Regions from separate parts of the Homo sapiens genome. Here region 2 is linked to region 1. The links are chromatin loops, found by intact Hi-C in ENCODE. Cell type or tissue: endothelial cell of umbilical vein. All regions are shown on one strand. Each heading gives the region's core, and the rest is flanking DNA. Links, peaks and the distances in the headings are about the cores only. Region 1 overlaps MRC2 (mannose receptor C-type 2). Region 2 overlaps TLK2 (tousled like kinase 2).

Evidence for each region. Peaks named below come from ENCODE experiments on the same cell type or tissue, not always from the same donor. Only the 100,000 strongest peaks of a DNase experiment are listed, where the experiment ranks them.
Region 2: it touches region 1 in a loop (15-fold over the local background); 3 of 110 quality-filtered maps call a loop at or near these places.

The regions. Positions count from the first base shown.
Region 1 is chr17:62,688,705-62,700,498 of GRCh38, forward strand. It overlaps MRC2 (mannose receptor C-type 2), which reads left to right. Exons shown (of 30, transcript NM_006039.5): 23 at 148-256; 24 at 818-1,056; 25 at 1,190-1,358; 26 at 1,452-1,601; 27 at 1,938-2,057; 28 at 2,245-2,424; 29 at 3,408-3,434; 30 at 3,527-4,893. The coding sequence ends at 3,747. Among named protein-coding and RNA genes, the nearest start is that of MARCHF10-AS1, 12 kb to the right of the region's middle. RefSeq lists enhancers at 3,236-3,897, 3,898-4,559. In endothelial cell of umbilical vein, for the core only: a CTCF peak has its summit at 4,640 (motif pointing left); DNase peaks (open chromatin) are centred at 5,857 and 6,217; H3K27ac peaks cover 1,419 bases.
Region 2 is chr17:62,613,493-62,625,827 of GRCh38, forward strand. TLK2 (tousled like kinase 2) reads left to right here. Exons shown (of 22, transcript NM_006852.6): 22 at 1-1,989. Among named protein-coding and RNA genes, the nearest start is that of MRC2, 8.0 kb to the right of the region's middle. RefSeq lists enhancers at 5,370-5,881, 11,903-12,335. In endothelial cell of umbilical vein, for the core only: no CTCF peak of the experiment used is centred there; no DNase peak of the experiment used is centred there.

The sequences.
Region 1 (11,794 bases), core at 810-8,809:
CTAAGCCTGTGGGGCTGCCTTTGCCCCAGCATCTCTTGCCCCAGGGTCTCCCTTCTTCCAGCCTCTTTGCTCACATTGCAGCCTTCTGGGGACAGTAGCACAGGGAGGCAGCTGCTGGGGCTCCCCTGAGCAGCTCCCTCCCCCCAGACCAGCTGTGCAGTGGTCCTGCACAGCCCCTCAGCCCACTTCACTGGCCGCTGGGACGATCGGAGCTGCACGGAGGAGACCCATGGCTTCATCTGCCAGAAGGGCACGGGTATGTGTCACCAGTCACCTGGGAAACCCCAGTGGGGCCCTGGCACCGGGCTGGATGCTGGGACCATGCCAGGAGGAAGGAATCATGGTCCCTGGCAGAGCAGGGCTCTGCTTGGGAAGCAGATGGGCAGAAAGGCAAGGTGCCAATAAGATGGAAAAGCAATAGCACCCACAGGTCTCAGGAGGAAGATTTGGGGGTATGGAGGGCTCGTTGGGTCGGGGGGAGAGCTAGACGCTGGGCTGCATGAAGTGCTGGCACGTGTGGCGTCAAGGACCCTGAGGTTCCAGGTCCAAGACACCTCCAGCTCCATGCGTAGGTGGCCTCTGCGCCGGGTTCCTTGGGTAGGAGGAGGTCAAGGCCCTCACCTCCCTGTCCATTTGTTAGCAAACATGTATTATTAATAACAACAGGGCTGACACCTACCAAGCCTTGGTCTGGGCCAAGCGCCGAGTCTGGTGGAGACCGGGTCTTTGCCTGGTGTGCGGCCTTCTCCTGGCCTTGTGCCTGGGAACGGGGTGAGGGAAGCAGAGCCCAGCCTGAACCCTGACCCCTTCCCTGTAGACCCCTCCCTGAGCCCGTCCCCAGCAGCGCTGCCCCCCGCCCCGGGCACTGAGCTCTCCTACCTCAACGGCACCTTCCGGCTGCTTCAGAAGCCGCTGCGCTGGCACGATGCCCTCCTGCTGTGTGAGAGCCGCAATGCCAGCCTGGCCTACGTGCCCGACCCCTACACCCAGGCCTTCCTCACGCAGGCTGCCCGAGGGCTGCGCACGCCGCTCTGGATTGGGCTGGCTGGCGAGGAGGTGGGCTCCCGACACTTTTGCCCTGGGCCCCAGCCTTGCCCGGGTTCCCCTCCCTGCCCCTTCCTGCCCCCGCCTTATCCGCACCCTATCCTGACTATTCCCTTCCTCCCACCCCATGGCCCCCCATGCCCAGGGCTCTCGGCGGTACTCCTGGGTCTCAGAGGAGCCGCTGAACTACGTGGGCTGGCAGGACGGGGAGCCGCAGCAGCCGGGGGGCTGTACCTACGTAGATGTGGACGGGGCCTGGCGCACCACCAGCTGTGACACCAAGCTGCAGGGGGCTGTGTGTGGGGTTAGCAGTGGTGAGTGCCCACCTGCCAGGGCGGGGGCATGGGCAAGCTGTCGGTGGCCCCGGGGAGGGTGCTGAGCCACTTCTTAATCCTGTACCCCCACAGGGCCCCCTCCTCCCCGAAGAATAAGCTACCATGGCAGCTGTCCCCAGGGACTGGCAGACTCCGCGTGGATTCCCTTCCGGGAGCACTGCTATTCTTTCCACATGGAGCTGCTGCTGGGCCACAAGGAGGCGCGACAGCGCTGCCAGAGAGGTGGGTGACCAGGCCAGAGCCCACACATGGCGGGCAGGTGGCACCTCCTCTCGTGGGCACTCAGACCCATGAGTACATCCCCACACTGCTCTCTACCCATAGGCAGCACTTACACAAGATGCCCTCGTGCTCTCACATGTGGAGACCATACATGACACTATATGTGCATATGCTGCCCCCCCACACACTTGCACATGTGCACACACACACACATGAATCCACAGACTCCACACCATCCTCTACTCAGGCTGCAGAGAAGAGGGCTGGAGCAGCTCTGGGGGACTCTGCCCCCCCCGGAGACCCATCCGCCCTGACGTGGGCCTTCTTTGCATCCAGCGGGTGGGGCCGTCCTGTCTATCCTGGATGAGATGGAGAATGTGTTTGTCTGGGAGCACCTGCAGAGCTATGAGGGCCAGAGTCGGGGCGCCTGGCTGGGCATGAACTTCAACCCCAAAGGTGGGTGCCCTGTGTGTGGGGTGGAGAGGTCAAGCCTCAGGCTGTAAGGGGCTGCCCTCCACTTTGCCCTGAGCCTTGTCCTGGGGCTTGTCGGGGGACAGGGAGTCGGTTCTAGAACACACCTGCTCTCCTCCACCTACTCCTGCCCCACCTTGTCCCTGCTCCCTCAGTGCCTTCTTTCCTGCAGGAGGCACTCTGGTCTGGCAGGACAACACAGCTGTGAACTACTCCAACTGGGGGCCCCCGGGCTTGGGCCCCAGCATGCTGAGCCACAACAGCTGCTACTGGATTCAGAGCAACAGCGGGCTATGGCGCCCCGGCGCTTGCACCAACATCACCATGGGTGTCGTCTGCAAGCTTCCTCGTGGTGAGCGCCGGGCAGGCCCACGCTCAGCCTCCTTCCACCCCGTGCCGCTGGTCCTGGGCTGGGGCTGGGGGCTGCTTCACAACTGCAGGGGGCACAGCCGATGGGAAGGCCTGAACAGAACGGACTGCGGGCAGCTGGGACCCCCGGGATAAATTAGTCAGTGGGATGGACTGGACCTGAAACTTATCATCCAAACTAGACCACAAGGCTCGGGGGTCAGCAACCCCCTGTCACTTTGTAGTGGTCAAGGGCATGGACAGAGTTCAAGTCCTGGCCATGTCACTTATCAGTGGTGTGACCTTGGGCAGAGTCTGTGGCCTCAGTTTCCTCGTATGTAAAATGGGAATAATAGTAGTTCCAGACTGATGTGGTGGCTCATGCCTGTAATCCCAGCACTTTGGGAGGCTGAGGTGGGCGGATCACTTGAGGTCAGGGGTTCAAGACCAGCCTGGCCAACATGGTGAAACCCCGTCTCTACCAAAAAGTACAAAAATTAGCTGGGCGTGGTAGCACATGCCTGTAGTCCCAGCTACTTAGGAGGCTGAGGCATGTGAATTGCTTCAACCGTGGAGGTGGAGGCTGCAGTGAGCCGAGATCGCACCACTGCATTCCAGCCTGGGCAACACAGCAAGACCCTGTCTCCAAAAAAAAAAAAAAAAAAAAAAAGTCCCGACCTCCTAGAGTGCTAGTGAAGCTAGTAAAGATGAGGTGAGTTAGGGAAGGGGCTGACACCCAGGCCTCCCACGAGGGCTGGGCTGAGACCTAGCTGAGTGCAGCATGGCGTTTTCCCTTTCTGGGGGAACCTGAAGTCTTGTCTCTTGGGCCTGTGCCCCCACAGTAACCAGAGGTAGGATGGGAGGGGGAACTAGAGCCTCTTTCTCCCCAGACCTCCCGGCCCAGGCCTGTGTGCTTTGTATGTTTACTTAAGTGATTATTACGATGATCACTGCTATTATTAACTGGCCCCCTCCTCTTGCCCACAGCTGAGCAGAGCAGCTTCTCCCCATCAGGTGAGTGAAAGGCAATGCCCCCAGGTGGGCAGGCAGGAAGCACTGCTGGGCCTAACGCCCACTTGGCCTTTCACGCCCACTCGCCTTGGCAGCGCTTCCAGAGAACCCAGCGGCCCTGGTGGTGGTGCTGATGGCGGTGCTGCTGCTCCTGGCCTTGCTGACCGCAGCCCTCATCCTTTACCGGAGGCGCCAGAGCATCGAGCGCGGGGCCTTTGAGGGTGCCCGCTACAGCCGCAGCAGCTCCAGCCCCACCGAGGCCACTGAGAAGAACATCCTGGTGTCAGACATGGAAATGAATGAGCAACAAGAATAGAGCCAGGCGCGTGGGCAGGGCCAGGGCGGGAGGAGCTGGGGAGCTGGGGCCCTGGGTCAGTCTGGCCCCCCACCAGCTGCCTGTCCAGTTGGCCTATGGAAGGGTGCCCTTGGGAGTCGCTGTTGGGAGCCGGAGCTGGGCAGAGCCTGGGCTGGTGGGGTGCCACCCTCCCACAAGGGCTGGGCTGAGACCCAGCTGAGTGCAGCGTGGCGTTTCCCTTTCTGGGGGGGCCTGAGGTCTTGTCACCTGGTCCTGTGCCCCCACAGGAACCAGAGGTAGGATGGGAGGGGGAACGAGAGCCTCTTTCTCCCCAGAGCCCCCGGCCCAGGCCTGTTGATCCGCGCCCCAGGACCCCCTTCTTTGCAGAGCCCGAGGAGCCTCCCCTGTCCCCTCGGGCAGATCTGTTGTGTCTCTCTTCCCACCTGGCAGCCTCAGCTCTGTGCCCCTCACCCTGCTCCCTCTCGCCCCTTCTCTCCCACCCCTTCCTTCTGAGCCGGGCCCTGGGGATTGGGGAGCCCTCTTGTTCCTGATGAGGGTCAGCTGAGGGGGCTGAGCATCCATCACTCCTGTGCCTGCTGGGGTGGCTGTGGGGCGTGGCAGGAGGGGCCTAGGTGGGTTGGGCCTGAGAACCAGGGCACGGGTGTGGTGTCTGCTGGGCTGGAGATAAGACTGGGGAGAGACACCCCAACCTCCCAGGGTGGGAGCTGGGCCGGGCTGGGATGTCATCTCCTGCCGGGCGGGGGAGGGCTCTGCCCCTGGAAGAGTCCCCTGTGGGGACCAAAATAAGTTCCCTAACATCTCCAGCTCCTGGCTCTGGTTTGGAGCAAGGGGAAGGGTTGCCAGAGTCCTGGGGGCCCCAGAGGAGCAGGAGTCTGGGAGGGCCCAGAGTTCACCCTCTAGTGGATCCAGGAGGAGCAGCACCCGAGCCCTGGAGTGGCCCAGTACCCTTCCAAGAGGCCACAGTCCCAGCCAGGACAAAGTATGCGGCCCATCCTGGTGCGACAGCGTGGGACAATGTGAACATGGACTCGAAGACATGGCCCTTTCTCTGTAGTTGATTTTTTAAATGTGCCATTATTGTTTTTAAAAAAAAAGGAAAAAAGAAAAGCAAACAAATAAAACACCTTTAAGAGGCTTGAAAGAGAAGGTTCTGCCTTGTCCTGTGGTGAGCCTGCTTCTTCACGTCTGTCCCTTCGGAGATAACTGTTGTTTTGGAGCTTGCACCACAGGTGTTTTCTGCAGCTGGCCATTTTGCGTCTGTCTCTGGGCCTCTAGGGGACACTCTCACCCCCGATCTTTAGGAGCTCACCCCTCTGGGCCTGCGCCTCCCTCTCTCTGTTCCTGGGGGCTTGAATGTGGGTGAGAACTCAGGAGCCAGGCCATCTGCTGCTGAGCAGCCAGCCGTGCAAGCTTGGGCAACTTAGCACACCTCTCAACATGTGCACAGTGGGGAGAACCGGACCCACCTCCTAGGGTTGTTTTAAGGATATGTGAGGATCAAGGGAGCTCATCTGTGCAGAGCACTTAGAACAGTGCCTCTGGGCTCTGCAAGCGCTAGGCGTTACTGCCGTTTCTGGGCTGCGGCTCCAGGGGAGCACTTGATGTGTCCAGGCCGGCCCTGGGTGGGGGCTCCACATCACCGTCCTTCCAAGGCAGCCATCATACCTGCCCTCTAACAGCCTGAAAGTTCACATGTGTCCTTAGGGAGCCTGGGCTCTGAAACCACAGAAGGCAGAATGGACGGCAGGACCTTTACTCACCTGCTTGTTCATTCAGCCGGTATTTGAGCTGGAGATGCCAACAAAGGAAGGTTAACCAACGCCAATCGGGCGAGGCAGGGGGAAGCTGCTAATGTGGCCTGTGTGTCTGGGGAGGGTCTCACTAGAGGGAGTGAGATTGACTGCAGCCTGAAGGAGGTGGCGGAGTGAGCAATGCAAATATCTGGGCCAGGGCTAGGGGGGCATCCCTGGTGCTTTAGGGGACCAGCAGGGAGGCGAGGTGGGCTGAGGCTGAGATGAGTCAGGCAGGGCCAGATTGTCCAAGGCCCTGAAGGCAGTGGTAGAATGTAGCATTATTTTCAGGATAGTGGGAAGTCAATGGGAATGGCTAATCAGGCTGACCTTTTAACAAGATCATTCTGGCTAGGAGTTGAGAAATAGACAATGGATGGGAAACGGGGGAGTGAAAGCAGGAAGGCTGGTGCGGAAGCTCTTGTAATAATTCAGGCACAACAAGACGGTGGTTTGTTGGGATCAGGACTGCAGTAGTGGTCAGATTCTGTGTGTGTGTGTGTGTGTGTGTGTGTGTGTGTGCGCGCGCGTGCGTGTGTGTGTGTTTTGCCCTGTTCATGATATTTAAAATAAGTTTCCACTTTTATGAATAGACAATGCAGTCACGCAGTCTGCATTGCGTGGGATACCTAAATGATATCCCAAGATAGATGTTGCGCAAGTCCTGCCCCTGCCCGTCGCCCTCCAGCCTATACCCTCCTGCCCTGTCAGTTTCCTGTCTTTCCAGTGTTTCTTTGTGAAAGCAAATGAACGCCAGATTGGACTGAAGGGATGGCGGATGCCCTTGCTGGGGATGGGATCTGCCTGGGGAAAGGCAGTGGGAGTCAGGAAGCACTCCAAGCTTCCCGCCTGGACTGCAGGGTGAATGGGGTGCTGTTTCCTGAGACAGGAGCCCTAGGGAGAGCCCATGAGCTGCTGGCCTGAGTCCAGGACTACGGTGGAGCCCAGGGGACCCCCTCCAGCAATCCTCTCTGTGCCGCCCCAGCAACAGCAGGACCCATGGAAGGCGCCTAATCACTCAGGGGAGGGAGTCCCAGTCCTGTGGGAGGTTCACCCTGGAGTGAGTTGCTATCTAGCCCTGCAGCCCAAACAGCTCCCTTTGTGAGTTAAGTGCCCTGCCACTGCCCACAGTGAGAGGTGAAGCCAGCTGGACTTCCTAGGTTGAGTGGGGACTTGGAGAACTTTTCTTACAAGAGGTTTGTAAAATCAGTGCTCTGTAAAAATGCACCAATTGGTGCTCTGTAGCTAGCTAGAGGTTTGTAAAATGCACCAATCAGTGCTCTGTAAAAATGCACTAATCAGCACTCTGTACCTGGCTAGAGGTTTGTAAAATGGACCAATCAGCACTCTGTAAAATGGACCAATCAGCAGGACATGGGCGGGGACAAATAAGGGAATAAAAGCTGTGTCCTCCCCACCCACCCCACCCCTAGCAGCAACCCGCTCAGGTCCTCTTCCATACTGTGGAAGCTTTGTTCTTTCACTCTTCACAATAAATCTTGCTGCTGCTCCTCACTCTTTGGGTCCGTGCCACTTTTAAGAGCTGTAACACTAGGCCAGGCATGGTGGCTCACGCCTGTAATCCCAGCACTTTGGGAGGCCGAGACAGGCAGATCATGAGGTCAGGAGATCAAGACTATCCTGGCTAACATGGTGAAACCCCATCTCTATTAAAAATACAAAAAATTAACTGGGCGTGGTGACAGGCGTCTGTAGTCCCAGCTACTCGGGAGGCTGAGGCAGGAGAATGGCGTGAACCCAGGAGGCGGAGCTTGCAGTGAGCCGAGATTGTGCCACTGCACTCCAGCCTGGGCGACAGAGCGAGACTCTGTCTCAAAAACAAAAAAAAAGAGCTGTAACACTCACCGTGAAGGTCCGAGGCTTCATTCTTGAGGTCAGTGAGACCACGAACCCACTGGAAGGAACCAACTCCAGACACAACACCACAAGAAACATTGGGGGAGAGGCCCCCCAAGACCCTAGTGACTCTAACCTCGGGAGAGAAGAAAGGTCAAGGAGTGAGGTCCGGATCACTAGCTTGAGGGGTGGGAGGGAGCAGCGGAGGGACGGAGGACCCCAGTGGCCAGAGCTGCCCTCGTCAGTGGCTGGTGCCTGCTCTCCTCACGTCTCTCTGCCTTGCTCAGGTGACGAGTCTCCCCAGGGCCCTGCACCCACCTGCAAGCATTTCAGACAGCGTCACGGGTGCCTGGAGGCTACCCCTAGACCTCGTTCTAAGCCTGCCCAGAGATGACTAAGGGAGGCTCCTGCATCTCTCTGAAGGGGCAGGAGGCAGGCTCTGGATGCCGGCCACTCACCCTCTGGCTCAGGATAGCCCTGGTGGCAGTCTCCTTCCTTTCTGCTCATTTCATTTCAATACATCAAGTACCTCCTCTACATACCAGGCTCTTTGCTGGGTGGCAGATGCCCCCAAGCCTATCCTGGCAGGCCTGGGCAATCAGCACTGTATGCCAGGCGCTAGGCCCAGCCTTCACTTGCAGGGTTAACCCGCCCCGCTCTGGCCACCTGGATCCGTGAATGAATGGGAGAATGCGGCTGCTCTCCAGAGAACAGCATTCTCTCAACCGCTTCTTGTCGCGCCAGAGATGGCCTCCTCGAAGGTGTGCTGGCAGAGCTGGCCTGGCCCAGTGGGCAGCCCTGTGAGGCCGCAGGGGTGAGGAGCCGCCAGCCACACCACATGGCTCTCCTGGAACGGAGCCACCTGAGCCCGGCCAAGCCGCCTCGAGCACCAGGGCTTGAGTCCATTGCAGGCACAAGGCAAAGAATTGCGACTTGAGGGAGGACCCGGAGGAAGGCAGGCTGGAGGGAGGGAGGGCGGGCAAAGGACAGCAGGGAAATGAAGGGGGCTGTGAAAGACCAGCACCAGATGAAAGTACCGAGATGTTCCGGACAGGCCTGATTTTCTTTATCTTCGGGGCTGGGACTGCCAAGAGGCCCCGGGGAAAGCCTGCAGGCTTCACTCCCACCAGAACCAGCACCATTTGAGGGACAGATTTCAATCCTTCCTTGGCCAGACAAGCAGGCGGGATGCCAGCGCTGGAGAAAGGGGAGGAGGAGGAGCGGTGGGCAGGCCTTTCCTGCTGGAGGTGGACACGCTGGGGGCGCTGAGGTTCAAGGCCACACAGTGAGGAGTGCAGAACCTTAACTGTCTCCTTGCATCGGCTGATGGCAGAGCTTTAGTTATAGCCATTTCAGGGAAATCCTGGTCAGTTAAGGTTTTCTAGTGCAGTTGGGATTTTCGCCTATATTTCCAGGTGCCTCTAAGGTCCTATGGAGCGTCCAGGTTTCACAGCTGGGGGAGGGACATCTGGTTCCCGGTCATTTATGTCCCCGCTGGCTTATGCAGGGGTGTCCTGCCCTTCTGCATCTCCCTCAGGGACTTGGGGAACCTTGGATGGTGTCTTTCCTCATACTGGGGCTGCAGGGGGCTCAGAACACTGCCTCTGACCCACTATTCCTCCATGACAATGATAATAACAAAATAGGTATTATTTACTATGTACACGCCCTGTTCTAACTGCTTAACACGTATTAACTCACTTAATCTTCCCAATACAACATAAGGTAGGTGCTACTGTCCCCCTCTTACAGATGAGAAAGCTAAGGCACAAAGGTGAAGAACTTGCCATGCCACCTCTCCTCCCTGCACTGGAAAACGTGTTGTGGGGTGGGCAACAGGGCTACAGAGAGCCCCTCGAGATCTTGTAGTCAGGCCTGGGGACTAAAGAACTTTGTCCCAACCTCTCATCTCTGGAGAGTTTTAGGGCTATTTTGAGACTTGAGGGCTAAGAATGACCTCTTTCCTTCTGAGCCTCCACGGCCTCCCTTCCCAAAGCAGTGGCGGAGGGACACCTGGGTCTCCTGGGCTGTGGGGTACAATGCATAGAAATAAAGTGGGGCTCGGTTGACGTATTAGACATTTATACCATTGGGGATGCTTTATTTTATATTTTAGCATTATTTATTTTTATTTTTTATTTTTCTGAGACGGAGTCTTGCTCTGTCACCCAGGCTGGAGTGCAGTGGCGCGATCTCAGCTCACTGCCTCCCGGGCTTCAGCGATTCTCCTGCGTCAGCCTCCTGAGTAGCTGAGACTACAGGCACCCTCCACCAGGCTTGGCTAATTATTTTTTTATTTTTAGTAGAGACCAGGTTTGACCATGTTGGCCAGGCTGGTCATGAACTCCTGACCTCAAGTGATCCGCCCACCTCGGCCTCCCAAAGTGCTAGGACTATAGGCGTGAGCCACCGCACCTGGCCTCATCACTGCCTTTTAATAAATGAGGCTGTCCTCTTGGAATCTCAAGCCATGAAAAGCCCCATATGGCAGGCAGACTCCTGCCAGGAAATCAAATTGATAGTGTGGGTAGTCCCCAGCTCCTCAATGTCTACCCCACCCTGGACCTCATGGGAAGCATTCCTGGTTGGGTAAATCCCTGAAACAGTTTTGGCCGGGCGCCGTGGTTTACGCCTGTAATCCCAGCACTTTGGGAGGCTGAGGTGGGCGGATCATGAGGTCAGGAGATCGAGACCATCCTGGCCAACATGGTGAAACCCTGTCTCTACTAAAAACACAAAAATTAGCTGGGTATGGTGGCGAATGCCTGTAATCCCAGCTACTCGGGTGGCTGAGGCATGAGAATCGCTTGAACCCAGGAGACAGAGGTTGCAGTGAGCTGAGATCATGCCACTGCACTCCAGCCTGATGACAGAGCGAGACTCCATCTCAAAAAAAAAAAAAAAAAAAAAAAAGAGTACAGTTTTTCAAAAACCTGATTTTCTGATGTAAACCTGTGATGGTCTCCTCAGCTGCCTCAAACACTGTCACATCCTACTGTGGATTCAAGCTGTCAGGATGTTTACACGGCCACCTCAAATTCCATTCCGCTCTCTACAAAAACTTATTTTTAGACGTGCACTGTCCCTTCTTATACATTCCTCAGTACTGGATCCTGGACAAATCTTTAGTCAACCTTAAAGTTTAGTTCAAAAGGCTCATTTTCTCATAGAGTTTGAGGCCATTTTTGTGAGTGGAGGAACTTGAGGTTTTAGGAATTTTATTTAAATCATGGAGATATTTTCGACTCGAATGGCTCTTAACTTTGATCTTGGGTCTAGGCTGCCTGGTTGAAACTACTACTGGTTTTCTTTCTTTTTTTTTTTTTGAGATGGAGTTTCGCTGTGTTGCCCAAGCTGGAGTGCGATGGCGCAATCTCGGCTCACTGCAACCTCCGCCTCCTGGGTTCAAGCAATTCTCTTGCCTCGGCCTCCCAAGTAGCTGGGTTTACAGGCATGTGCCACTATGCCTGGCTAATTCTTTTTGTGTTTAGTAGAGTTGGGTTTTCGCCATGTTGGTCAGGCTGGTCTAGAACTCCCGACCTCAGGTGATCCACCCACCTCTGCCTCCCAGTGCTGGGATTACAGGCGTGAGCCACTGTGCCCAGCGAACCTACTGGTTGGTTTTCAAGAGTTGCATCACTTTAACTGGAACATATCGGAAGAGTGGGACCAGATTTTAAGGTGAGTCAAGCCTGGCCTTCCTAAAACCCTATTGACTCCTTAATTCAGCTCAGGGCACCCCTTTGCCGCAAAAATCTCATCCTTTGAGACCCCTAGGAGAGGGTGAGTCGGGGAAGCAGGGGCCTCTCCTAGTCTGAGAAGTCTTAAAGGCAGGGGGGAGAAGTGCCGCCTCCTCATTTCATCTTTCTCTCTCGTTCTCCTCTCTCTGCCCTTTCTCTGTCCCTCCCTCCATTTTTTAGAAAATCTATAGAGGCAATGAGCTTTAGCAAATTTATCCAGTTGTGTAAATATTGCCACAAAGCAGCTTTATAACACCTCACTCACCCCCAATAGTCCCCTGGACCCTATTTGCAGTCAATCCCTGCTCCTTTCCCAGCCCCCAGCAACTACTGATCTGCTTGCTGTCTCTCTAGTTTTGCCTTTTCTAGAAATTGTGTAAAATGAATCATATACTATGTAGTGTTTGGTGTCTGGCTTTTCTCACTTAGCATAACATTTTTGCATGTACCGTAGTTTGTCCCCTCCATCTTTTATTATTATTATTATTATTTGTGACAGGGTCTTGTAGCCTTGTCTACAAGGCTGCAGTACAGTGGTGCGATCATGGCTCACTGCAACCTTGACCCCCTAGGCTCGTGCGATCCTCCTACCTCAGCCTCCCGAGTAGCTGGGCCCACGAGGGTATGCCACTACACATGGCAAATTTTTAAATTTTTTTT
Region 2 (12,335 bases), core at 2,362-10,361, 74 kb before region 1:
CCTCTTGGATTCTCTGAATGTAGTAACTATGAAGCTATGCCAAAGGTAGGCAGAAAATGGGCTTGGGAGCCAGACACTCCAGGGATCAGTAGTTCCTACCCATAGTCTTTGTGTGCTTGCTAAATGGTGTACATTTCTTGTTAACCACGTTATTAAAACTTGATCAGCACATAAGCTTTCTTCTGTTAGATCTTTTGGCAGCAAACAACCTTCCCCCCAAGCCTCTGAATTTTGTGGGTGTGTGGTGGTGTGTGTCTGTGTGTGCATGTACACACACACTTTGTCTAGCTCACTTTAAAAGATTCATCAAATGGAATTTTAAAAATAATCTGAAAAGAAATAGATATTTCAGGCCGGGCCTGGTGGTTCACGCCTGTAATCCCAGCACTTTGGGAGGCCGAGGTGGGTGGATCACGAGGTCGGGAGTTCGAGATCAGTCTGGTCAACATGGTGAAACGCCATCTCTACTAAAAATATAAAAATTAGCCTGGCGTGGTGGCGTGTGCCTCTAGTCCCAGCTACCCGGGAGGCTGAGGCAGGAGAATTTCTGGAACCCAGGAGGCGGAGGTTGCAGTGAGCCGAGATGGCACCACTGCAATCCAGCCTAGGCAACAGAATGAGACTCTGTCTCAGAAAAAAAAAAAAAAAAAAAAGGAGAAATAGATGTTTCAAATATGAACATTCTTTTGGCACCAATTTTCTTTTTTAATTTGGTTGTTTCTGAGATGTATGATCAACTGAAGATGGAGCTGAAATGGGAGACGGGTGGCCCCACCGTGCCCTTGAAACAGCAGAGCACTCCTCAGTAGAGAGGGAGGGAGCCAAGAGCCTGAACATGTGGTCGCCAGCTTGGAATGTTACTGACATATGTGGCGAGGGCTTAGCCAGAAATATTTAAAGATGTAGTATTCCGGCCTGTGAGTTGTCTGGGCAGGGAGGGGGAGTCAGAAAGGGTAGAGAGCTCTCAAATAACTCATGACTCTAGTGTTCCTTTCACATGTGAACAGTGTCACTGATGACACATTTTCTAGGACCTTCGTTTGTTTTGTGGACCTGCCTCAGTCTCCTCAGTATCAGGCGATCTTAAGGGAAGATGGAGTGTTTCAAATTGGAGAGAAGTTCATGGGTAGGTATCGTCCTGTGGAATTCTGAATGCAAGGAAGTCAACCCCAGAGGCCTTGGTACCCCCAGCTTTCTAAAACTACTTTATTACAATTTATATGTATATACACATGCACATATAAACGTGTGCATTTATGTATGTGTGTATAGTACCTTTTTTAAAAAAACATTTCCTCCAAGCTGCTAAGCAAAGGGTCTCACAGGTCGAGCACAGTGCTGAGAGGATGGTGTCTGCATAATGAAGACATGGATGAAGCTGAGACCGTGTTCAAACTCACTGAAAACAATGAAGTTCTATTCCTTTTTTCTTCCTCTCCAATGATCTTGCAGTTGATTTGTTTGTTTTTTAATTTTTTAACATTTTTTTAACGTTGAAAAAATGCTGCGTCTTTCTTTAAGCCTTCCCAGTAACTTCCTGCCTTTTTTTTCCCCGTGGGCTTTTAAGTGAAGCTGCAGGATTTTATCTTTCAATCTGCCCTTTCTACCCTTGTCCTATTGAAAGGATGCCCTCTTCCCTTGCTTTTTTGGTCTAGGGCCTGTTTGGAGCTAACTAGGCTTGGCTGAGTCCGGGCAAGACCTTCTTCCGAGGCATGGACAAGCCCCAGAGAACATGCAGAACATTGACCTTTCCATTGACTGTCTTTCAAGCAGCCAGTGAAATCACTAAGTGGGGTTCTTCCATGACATATTTTGTTAATATGGGTTTCACTTTTTCCAAGAATAGTCCCTTGTTGCCACAATGTTGATTTACTTTACACAATGACAGTATGTATTAATTTGTAATTAAACCCATCCAGATTGTTTTAGCCTTTTCCCAATGGGGTGGGGGAGGGAAGAAGGATATTAAAATAAGTTTTAAGAAGCAAATTTCCCAGCCTCTTGATTTGACTCTAGTTCTCCAGCTTCACACAGGGACCTGACCACCTAGGGTGCAGATTGGGAGAATCCTGGCAACAGGCTGAGTCTCAGGGCATTGCAGGCATGGGAATGTGTTGATTCATGCAACACCTTTGGTACCTTCAAGTGTGCCAGGAATGATGCTTGTTGGTGGGAATACAGCAGTGAACAGGACAGGGAACGCCTGGCAATCTAGGAGTCAGCAGTCCGAGAGTAAGGGCCCAGGAGGGAAGGAACTGGGCTCGTGCAGTGTGAGATGGGCAGCTTTAGATGGAGACTCACCAGGAAGAGCTGTATGTCCCCACTTCTGTGGCAGACCTGTACATGTCAGCTATCTAAAAAAGGGTTCTATTTCCCTCCTTCCATCATTCTCATTGCCGAAGCTATCTGCCTCATTTCTTAAGGCAGAATCACAGAAGGGTTAAGAGCCTAGACTTTAGGTTTGGGTTTAGACCCCACCTCTGCAAGCTTCAGAAATATCTCCTTGCACTGTGGGAGTAAGGAGTAGAGATAAGATATGTAAAGTGCCTGGCTTGCTCATAAGAGGGGAATCAAAAAATGTGGTTTAAAAAAAGATCACAAGATCTAGTAGTGGAACCCCAAGTTCACTAGTGTGAGGTTCAGAGCCTTCTACTCACCACATACCACATGCAGACCTTTGAAGAGACTGCCCCTTTGGCTTGAGGTTCAGTATCAACCTCTATCTTACAAGGCCAGCAATCTCCTCTTCCCCTGGCTCCAAAACTGCTTTTGGCTGAACCTGGGAGAAGCATCTCTATGGACAAAGGTGTCCAGCAGCGTCAGCATCACCCGGGAGCTTATAGAAATGCATACTCTCAGGTCCCACCCATTCCTACTGCGTCCGAAAGAGAAGGGGGGGGTGCCTAACAGGCTGTTTCATCCTCCAGGTGTTGCTGATGCAGGCTCCAGTTTGAGAACGCCACTGTAGGCTACCTGACTCCCAGGCGGGATGAACACTGAAGGGTACCAGTCCTGCCACCCTTCCTGCCAGCCAACTACTGCAATAAGGGTGGGGTCATTAGAGAGGGTGGCTATGAGGCCTCTTCTGAACTCACCCACTTGGAAGACAGGACTGTTATTTTCTACACTAGGAAAAAACTCCAACGCTGTCGGCTGTCCGACAGCGTATGATGTCATACATAGTTGCCTTTTTTTTTTTTTTTTTTTTTTTTTTTGAGATGGAGTCTTGCTCTGTCGCCCAGGCTGGAGTGCAGTGGCGCGATCTCGGCTCACTGCAAGCTCCGCCTCCCGGGTCACGCCATTCTCCTGCCTCAGCCTCCAGAGTAGCTGGGACTACAGGCGCCCGCTACCACGCCCAGCTAATTTTTTGTATTTTTAGTAGAGACGGGGTTTCACCGTGTTAGCCAGGATGGTCTCGATCTCCTGACCTCGTGATCCGCCCGCCTCAGCCTCCCAAAGTGCTGGGATTACAGGCGTGAGCCACCGCGCCCGGCCACATAGTTGCCTTTATGGGGAGCACCTGGAGGGCCCCTACAACATATCCCTTGCACAAGTACCTAACAATACACTGAAGAAACATTCACTCGTTCGGGCAAAGCTTCTCACCCTTGGCCTTCTCTTAAAATATAAAACAACTATTTATAACATTTTCCTTTCACCTGAGGGGTCCAGGGCTGCAGAAGGAGCTGGCTAAGACCTGGGTCTGCTTATGAGTCCACCCTGGCCCACTGGATGAGGGAGGGGTGAGGAGGGCCAGGGCTGGATTGCAGCTCTTTGGAAAGCTGGGAGAGAAGAGGTCCCAGGAAGAGGAGGAGGGTTAAAGCGGTGGGGAGTGGCTAGAGACTCAGGTTGCTGTTGAGTTCTGTGGTTGGGTAGGGGGAACCTGCCAGAGGCTGGAAAAACAGGCAGGCCTGGGAGCAGGTCTGGGACCTGGTGGGGGCAGGGAATACAAGAGGGCTATTGTGCTGGGGGAGCCCAGCAGGGGTGTGAGACAGGCTGGAGTCAGCAAAGGGGTGTGTGTGTACATGTGTGAGGCGCTGGGCAGAAGACCCCGTGGTGAGGGGGTCAGAGAGCAGCTGGCTGGCTGACTGACTGACTCCTGGGTGTGGAGGGAAGTGCCCAGCTAGAGAGCTGTGCTGTCCTCAGCCTTGCAAGCAGCCTGCAGCTGTGGTGGCTTCCCCATGTGTCATCCAAGGCTTTTCACCCTGAAAGCTGCTTGGAGAGGGAGCAGAGGTCGATAGCAGAGAGAAGGGGCTCTAGCACTTGTGCTTTGCAAAGAAGTTTCGCGGCTGTGTTGCTTCACAACCTAGCCATATGCAAGGTAGGGGCAACTTGATGGGTTTTTTCCTTCTTTTCCATTTTTTTTTTTTGTTGTTGTTGTGGAGGCAGGCTCTTGTTATGTTGCCCAGGCTGGTGTTGAACTCCTGGACTCAAGTGATCCTTCCACCTCAGCCTTCTGAATTGCTGGGATTACAGGCATTGTGGCACTACGCCCAGCCACTCTCTGATTTTACATGTGGAAACTTAGGCCTAGAGAGGTTTGGTACGAGCAGTGGGTGGAGCAGGAGTGACTGGGGAGGAAGGGCCTACAGGCTTGAACATTGGGTGAGCTGGATTCTATGAGTGCCATCTTTTGGGCAGAGGCTGCTGTGGGTAAGGGCTGCACTTCGGCTCCCCTCCGCCAGACTCCCTTCACTTTGTCCCTCCCCTGCCTCATGGCTTATGGCCCTCAGAAGAAATATACTTGGAGACTCAGCCAGTGTGGGCAGCAGACTGGCTCTGCAGTCCTGGGCTGGAAGTGAACTTAGATGGGAAAATGGAGGCGTGGCTTTGCAGAATGTCAGTGCTGCCTATTCCCTAAGCCCTCTCTGCTCCTGTCATGCTCATAGATTAGGAAGCCATAAGCCTGTCCTGCCCCTAGAAACTGCATCTTCCTGCTCCGGAGTGTCCTAATTGGGTAAGTGAGAATGGGACCCTCTGCCTTGGCTTCCTTAAGGTTGCTGTAAGGCATAAAGGGGTTGTGGGATAAAACAGAGGGTGAGGCTGGTGGCCACTTCCATGTCACAGTGGCCCCAGGAGAGATGTCCAGAGGACATAGATGTCCCCCAGTGGGGGTCTTGGCTTGTCATAGTGTCAGACGTGAGCCCTTTAGCCTGGCTCACATGCCCTAAGAGCAGGGCTTGCCTCTGGGCAGCACATCCAGGAAGGCCTTGCTCCTTTGCATCTGCAACCCTCTCAACCCTCCCCACAACCTTCACACCAATACCCCTCCTCCGGCATTCTCTGCCACGTCAGCTGGACAAAAGTGCCCAGCTTTGGCATCGTAGAACAAGGTCATAGTACAGCCCTGAGTGAGGACTGCGCTCACGCCACAACTCCACAACTTGCTGTGTGACCTTGAGCCAAGCACTCCCACTCTGAGCTACAACTGCTGCATCTATGAACTTCATGCATCCACTCAGACACACCTGTTGGGCCGTTCTGTTAATGCACTGGGCCAGGATTTGTGGGTGATAAAAAGGCCCCTCAGCTTGGCTCCTGCCTTAAGGAAGCTTACAGCTGAGAAGCTGAGTGGGAGCTGGGAGGTGGGGAGTTGCGTAAGAGCGAGATGAGACCCTGGGGATGGAGAGAGGGCACGGAGCTGGGCCTTGAGAGAGGAGCAGAGTTCACTAGGCTGAGGAGGGGAACATAGCAGCAAAGGGTCTTAGAAGCTTCACAAACAATGTGTGTCACTGCAGGGCCCCTATGATCTCACACATCCTGGCCTCTGCCAGTGCCGTTCCATCGCTTTGGCCGCCTGAGCATCTTGGAGAACTCAGCTTAGGCGTCACCTCCAGCCTTCCTCTGGGCTCTCACAGCGCCTTGTGCATCTCTCCCTTGCTCCAAACACCGTATCGTGTTGTTGCAGCATGAGCTGCCCCTCGGGAAGCCTGGGACCAGCTGAACGCCAGTGCCTCTGAAGGGGACGTAGAGCCAGACAGGTGGGGTGAGGCAACTTAGGTGTGAGACCCAAGAGGAGCTCTGGGCAGTGTGTCAGATGCAGTTCCTCAGTCAGGTGAGCAGACTAACATCTTAACATCTCAACCAGAACATATCCCCCAGCACAGGGCTTAACTCATGTGCAGTGCACTGTGACATTTAGTGTTTTACTGCACTTTGAAAATGCTGGTCACCACCCACTAAACAGCTGGAAAACATTGCAGTGCTTCCCAGGTGCCCCTGTCTCCTACTTGCTGCTCCGCTGAGGGAGGTGGGGCCAGCCTCCTGGGACAGGGTGGAGGTGGTGGGCCAGCTGGATGAAGCCTCCTGGCTCCTGTTCTGGTCCAGGCTCTATTCCGCCAGAGGCCTGGGCGGGAAGGGATGGATCGGGGAGGCTCTGCATCTGCAAAGCCTGGCCTTCCGCTGGGCCAGGATCAGTGAGAGCCATAGAAGGCTGTTGGCAGGGACTGGGCCTTGCTTAGAAGGCTCAAGTACTGAGACTAGAGGAAACCTCACCCTGCCTGTCCTTCCTGAGTTGGGGAGACAGAGGGAAAGGTCGTGGAGCATCTCGGGTGACATCATGAAGATGCAGAGCTGCCAGCCCAACTACAGCTGTGGCTCAGAGGAGGCCTGGACTCCTGGCTCGGCCTCATCCTCAGTGCAGGGACAGGCTCAGAGGCATTGCGGTTTCAGGTCAGGGGAGGCCCTTGTAGAGTAGTCAGGGTGATACTGTTACCGAATTGAACTGGGGTCTGCTTGCCCATTGCAGTAAAATCAGGCACTGATGCTGAGATTTGCAGCGGGAAAAAGCATATTTATTGTTTGGTGCCTAGCAAGAAGAACAGGCAGCTAGCACTTAAGACCCAAACTCCCTAAGGCTGGGTGTGGTGGCTCATGCCTGGAATCCCAGCACTTTGGGAGGCTGAGGCAGGTGGATCACCTGAGGTCAAGAGTTCAAGACCAGCCTGGCCAACATGGTGAAACCCCATCTCTACTAAAAATGCAAAAATTAGCTGGGCGTGGTGGCGCACGCCTATAATCCCAGCTACTTGGGAGGCTGAGGCAGGAGAATTGCCTGAACCTGGGAGGTGGAGGTTGCAGTGAGCCAAGATTGCACCATTGCACTCCAGCCTGGGCAACAGTGCAAGACGCTGTCTCAAAAATAATAATAATAATAAAATAAAGACCAGAACTCCCTGGTGGCTTACAAGCAAGAGTTTTTAAAGATGGGGTTACATTTCAGGATAGCAGAAGCTGCAGGCAAAATTTTAAACCAAGAAATACATGGAGGGTATACACTGGTCTGGCTCGTGGCAAAGAACAGTGGTCAGAGTTCAGTCCCCAGCTCCCCCTTATCTAAGGTCTGTATAGTAATAGAGGCATTTTCCATCTGGTGGAGGTTTCTGGAAACATCACAAGAAGATATGTTAAGAGGTTATCTTTTAGTTTCTATGGGGAATCAAAACACCTTGTGAGTGACTTGCTTGTGAGACGATTGTTACTTAGCTTCACATTTATCAGATTGCTATTTTATTTTTGTAGAGACCAGGTCTCACTATGTTGCTCAGGCTGGTCTCCAACTCCTGACCTCAAGTAATCACCCCACCTTGGCCTTCCAAAGTGTTGGGATTACAGGTGTGAGCCACTGTGTCCGGCTTCATTGACTTTTTAAGGCTAGCTAAGTGCCTGGGATGTCATTTAAAAGGGACTGAAGACTTTTCCTTTATTTCCATGCTTAGGAGGCCCAGCAGAGCCCTAAGTGGCGTCCTGCTCCATCTCAGTGACTCCCTTTCCTCCCCGCCTCCCCAGCTGGGGAGGGCAGTAGAAAGTTCTGGGGACTCCATCTCACTCATGCACAACTGGTTCTTCAGCTCAGCTCTGTGATGCCCTCTTTTCCTTACTGCGGCGCCTCAGGGCAACCTCTGTCCCTCTCTGAGCTCCCCTTAGCCAGCTTGCTCCTGACCCACTCAAGCCTCCCCAGTGGAGACAGGAGCCAGCGAGGATCTGAGAGGCATTTGCTTTGTGACCCCTGCTGCAGCCGGGGTTCGCAGTCCTGAGCCCTCCCGCTTTGAGCTTACTCCGCTGGCAGCTCACAGTGTTTTCGTGGTGGCTCCTCCAAGTGAGAGTCGATGTCCAGATTCCTAGGTTCATGGAGAGGAAATCTGTACTTCCTGCTTCCTGGAAGACACTGTGAGGTAACTATCTCTTAGCCCTTGGTAGAGAAAAGGCTGGGATTTGGGGTCCCTTTAAAGGATCCCTCTTCTTTTTTAGACAGGGTTTTGCTCTTGTTGCCCAGGCTGGAGTGCAATGGCACCATCTCGGCTCACTGCAACCTCCACCTCCTGGGTTCAAGCGATCCTCCTGCCTCAGCCTCCTGAGTAGCTGAGATTATAGGCATCCGCCACCACACCTGGCTAATTTTTTGTATTTTTAGTACAGATGGGGTTTCACCATGTTGGCCAGGCTGGTCTCAAACTCCTGACCTCAGGTGATCCACCCGCTTCAGCCTCCCAAAGTGCTGGGATTACAGGCGTGAGGCACCCCGCCTGGCCTAAGGATTCCTCTTCTAATACAGGCCTTGGGTTGGAAGTGAGTGGATATAAACTCAGAGGCTTTCCTGGGATCGGGGAGCCCTTCTAGGTGTTCTCCACAGAAGGGAGAAGGGAAAGAACCTAGAGAAAGTGGGCAGAATTTTTGTCAGGTTGTAACTGTGGCTGGATGAATGGTGAGGAGGGCTGGGGTGGACCAGTCAAGAGAAGACAGACCAGCTATAAGGTTCCCCAGTCATGTGGGCGTGGGAAAAAATAGTTCCTTTAAGTTACCCTTGGAAGAGGTTGAACTAGATATTGAACTATGGGTCTTTCTGAATCCTGAGCCTGCCTTCTTCCTTCCCTCTTTAGCCCAGTCCCCTCTAGGATCCTTGGTGGTGTAGACGAGGGTGTAGCCAGATGGACTTGGAGTGGATTGCCTGAGTGGAGCCCCGGGGATTTGAGATGCAGGAGCCAGGGAGAAGAGAGGGTGAGACCCACTTGGGCCAGCCCCACATTTGGCCAGTCCTCTTCCCTGGCTTGGAGAAGGTGCAGGGTGGGGCAGGTCATACAGAACCCTTTGGGGTCACTGCCTCTTTTCTAGTTGCCTCAGGCAAGGACTGGCCAAGTCTTTTTTTTTTTTTTTTTTTTTTTTGAGACAGAGTCTCACTCTGTCACCCAGGCTAGAATACAGTGGCGCAATCTCAGCTCACTGCAACCTCTGCCTCCCAGGTTCAAGTGATTCTTCTGCCTCAGCCTCCTGAGTAGTTGGGACTACAGGCGCCCGCCACCACACCCGGCTAATTTTTGTATTTTTAGTAGAGAAGGGGTTTCACCATATTGGCCAGGCTGGTCTCAAACTCCTGACCTTGTGATCCGCCCGTCTCAGCCTCCCAAAGTGCTGGGATGACAGGCGTGAGCCACCGCACCCGGCCCAAGTCTTTCTTTATAGCCTCCTACCCTACCAAGCCATCCAGTTGCATTTTCCCTCCCTGTCTTGAGTTCTTCTTTCCTAAGCTTCTGTTGTAGACCTGGCCTGCTGGAGTGCTCTGCTCCCCTGGGAACCCTCTGGCTGGAGAGGCTCCTGAGCCACAGAACCAGAGAAGAGGAGAGTAATGCCAGAGGATCCCTAAGCACAGTGAGTAATGACACCAAAACTTACACCTCACAGGGCACCTGAGACTCAGGGAAGGGAAATGACTTGCTCGAGGACATGTGGCTAGTGAATGGCAGAGCCGGAACTCCACTCACCTCCACTCCCCAGGCCTGGACTCACCCCACTGCCCCATGCCGAGCTGTTTATGGACACACATTTATTAGCCAAAGTGAGCATGCTTCTTATTAGATTACTTTACACTTTAGGGTACCATTTTTGTACACAATTAAATATGGAGATGTTCAGAAAATGCAGGGATGTTGTATTGTTTTCCCAGGCAAAGTAAAACTCAATGTTACAATCCGATAAAACTGATATGTGCAGATTTCATGGGCAGGGTAGGGTGGGAGGGTAGGGGAGAGACAGGCAGGGTGAAGGGTAAGGACCCTGATGTCCAAATGGCAAAGGAAGATGGGAGATGGAGGAGACCACATTCCCTGAACATCCCCATTCATCCAGCGGCCATGCCATTGCTTTACACTTAACATTTAACTCCCAAGGTAGGAAACATCTCAAGTTGCCCCATTTACAAGTAAGAATTATTGTGAGCTCAGAGTTAAAGCATTAATAACTTGCTGCAGGTTACAAAGCTGGGAAATGGCGAAGTCAGGATTTGAACTCAGGTTTCTCTGGATCCAAAGTCTGTACTCCTTCCACTAAACTGTTTGATTGATTGATTGATTAAAGACAGGATCTCGCTCTGTTGCTCAGGCTGGAGTCCAGTGGTGATTATAGATTCACTCCAGTCTCAAATCCCGGGGCTCAAGTACTTCCCCTGTCTTAGCCTCCCAAGTAGCTAGGACTACAGGTGCATACCACCATGACCACGCCCAGCTAATTTTAAAAATTTTTGTAGAAGTGTGGTCTTGCTATGTTGCCCAGGCTGATTGTTAACTCCTGGCCTCAAGTGATCCTCCCACCTTGGCTTCCCAAAGAGCTGGGATTACAAGACCTGAACCGCCACACCTGGCGTAAACTGGTTTTGATGAAATTAGCAGACCCACAGGGGGTGATGCTAATACAGGATTAGACCATTCTCTCATTGCTATAAAGAAATACCTGAGACCAGGCCGGGTGTGGTGGCTCACACCTGTAATCCCAGCACTTTAGGAGGCTGAAGCAGGTGGATCACCTGAGGTCAGGAGTTTGAGACCAGCCTGGCTAACATGGTGAAACCCCTCTCTACTAATTAGCTGGGCATGGTGGCACGTGCCTGTAATCCCAGCTACTCAGGAGGCTGAGGCAGGAGAATCGCTTGGACCTAGGAGGTGGAGGTTGCAGTGAGCCAAGATTGCACCACTGCACTCCAGCCTGGGCAATGGAGTGAGACTTGATCTCAAAAAAAAAAAAAAAGAAAAGAAATATCTGAGGCTGGGTAATTATAAAGAAAAGAGGTTTAATTTGCTCATGGTTCCACAGGTTGTACAGGAAGCATGATGCTGGCATCTGCTCAGCTTCTAGGGAGGCCTCAGGAAACTTAAAATCATGGCGGAAGGGATGCAGCAGTTCACATGGCTGGAGCAGGAGCGAGACAGAGAGTGGAGAGGTGCTGCACACTTTTAAATGACCAGTTCTCGTGAGAACTCACTGTCATGAGAACAGCATCAAGAGGATGGTGCTAAACCATTCATGAGAAATCCACCCCCGTGATCCAATCACCTCCCACCAGGGCCCACCTCCAACACTGGGGATTACAATTTGACATGAGATTTGGGCGGGGACACAGATCCCAAACCATATCACCCTCAGTACCTGTTGCTGGCTGACAGTTGGTCAGTGTCTAGGGGAGAACCATTCTCAGCTTCAGTTCCACGATAGCGAATACCATCTTGGCAAAAATCCCCTGGACAAGTCAGAGACCTCACTAAGTCTCCAGCATCTAGCCTGATGCCTGACACATACTGACCCTCAATAAACGGCTGTTCAACTGTGGGCACAGGAATGGTGAGGAGGCTGTGGGCACAGAGGACGCTGGCCCTTCTTTGGAAGCAGATGAAGGTCTGGGTGTTGATGAGGGGTTCCTCGAAAGTCCCATGCTGCTCACAACACCCAACACTCCTACAGACTGTGACCATGTTCTGTTGACAACTGAGCCTGCACAGGATCTTTATGCAGTAGGGAACCGGCCCGGATTCTCCACAGGGAGAATCTCCCAGATGTTTCCCCGCTTTCTGCCCCAAAGTCAAGATCAAAAGCAGTTGGCAGCTGCAGACATCAGCAGAAGTCAGTGGAACACAGTGTGGAACCATGTCGCGCTGGAGGAGGAAGTCTCGCGCTGGAGGAGGAAGTCTCACCCTTGACAGAGACTAGAACTGGGCCTTAGAAGCTTGAACCAACCTCTGTCCCTGCGAGAGCAGCACACTTTTGTGCTCCTCAGCCCTTGCGTCTTCTTTGCCTGGAATATGGCAAAACGTTTATTTTCCCCCACTAAATGAGGCTCCTCTAGGGCTGCAACTGTGTTTGCCCATCTCTCTTTCTCTAGCAGCTAGCACAGGGCTAGCAGTCGGTGCTTGTTGAGCCGGTGGGTGAAGAGACGAGAGCACACCTCCTGTGTGCCCGGCATGGCGGGACCTGGTGCCGGCAAGTGGTGGGCTCTCTGGCCTCATGCTCTGCGCTGGTGATGTCAAGGGGTGGGCTTCTGTCCTGCCACTGATAGTAGGAGGGAAGGCCAG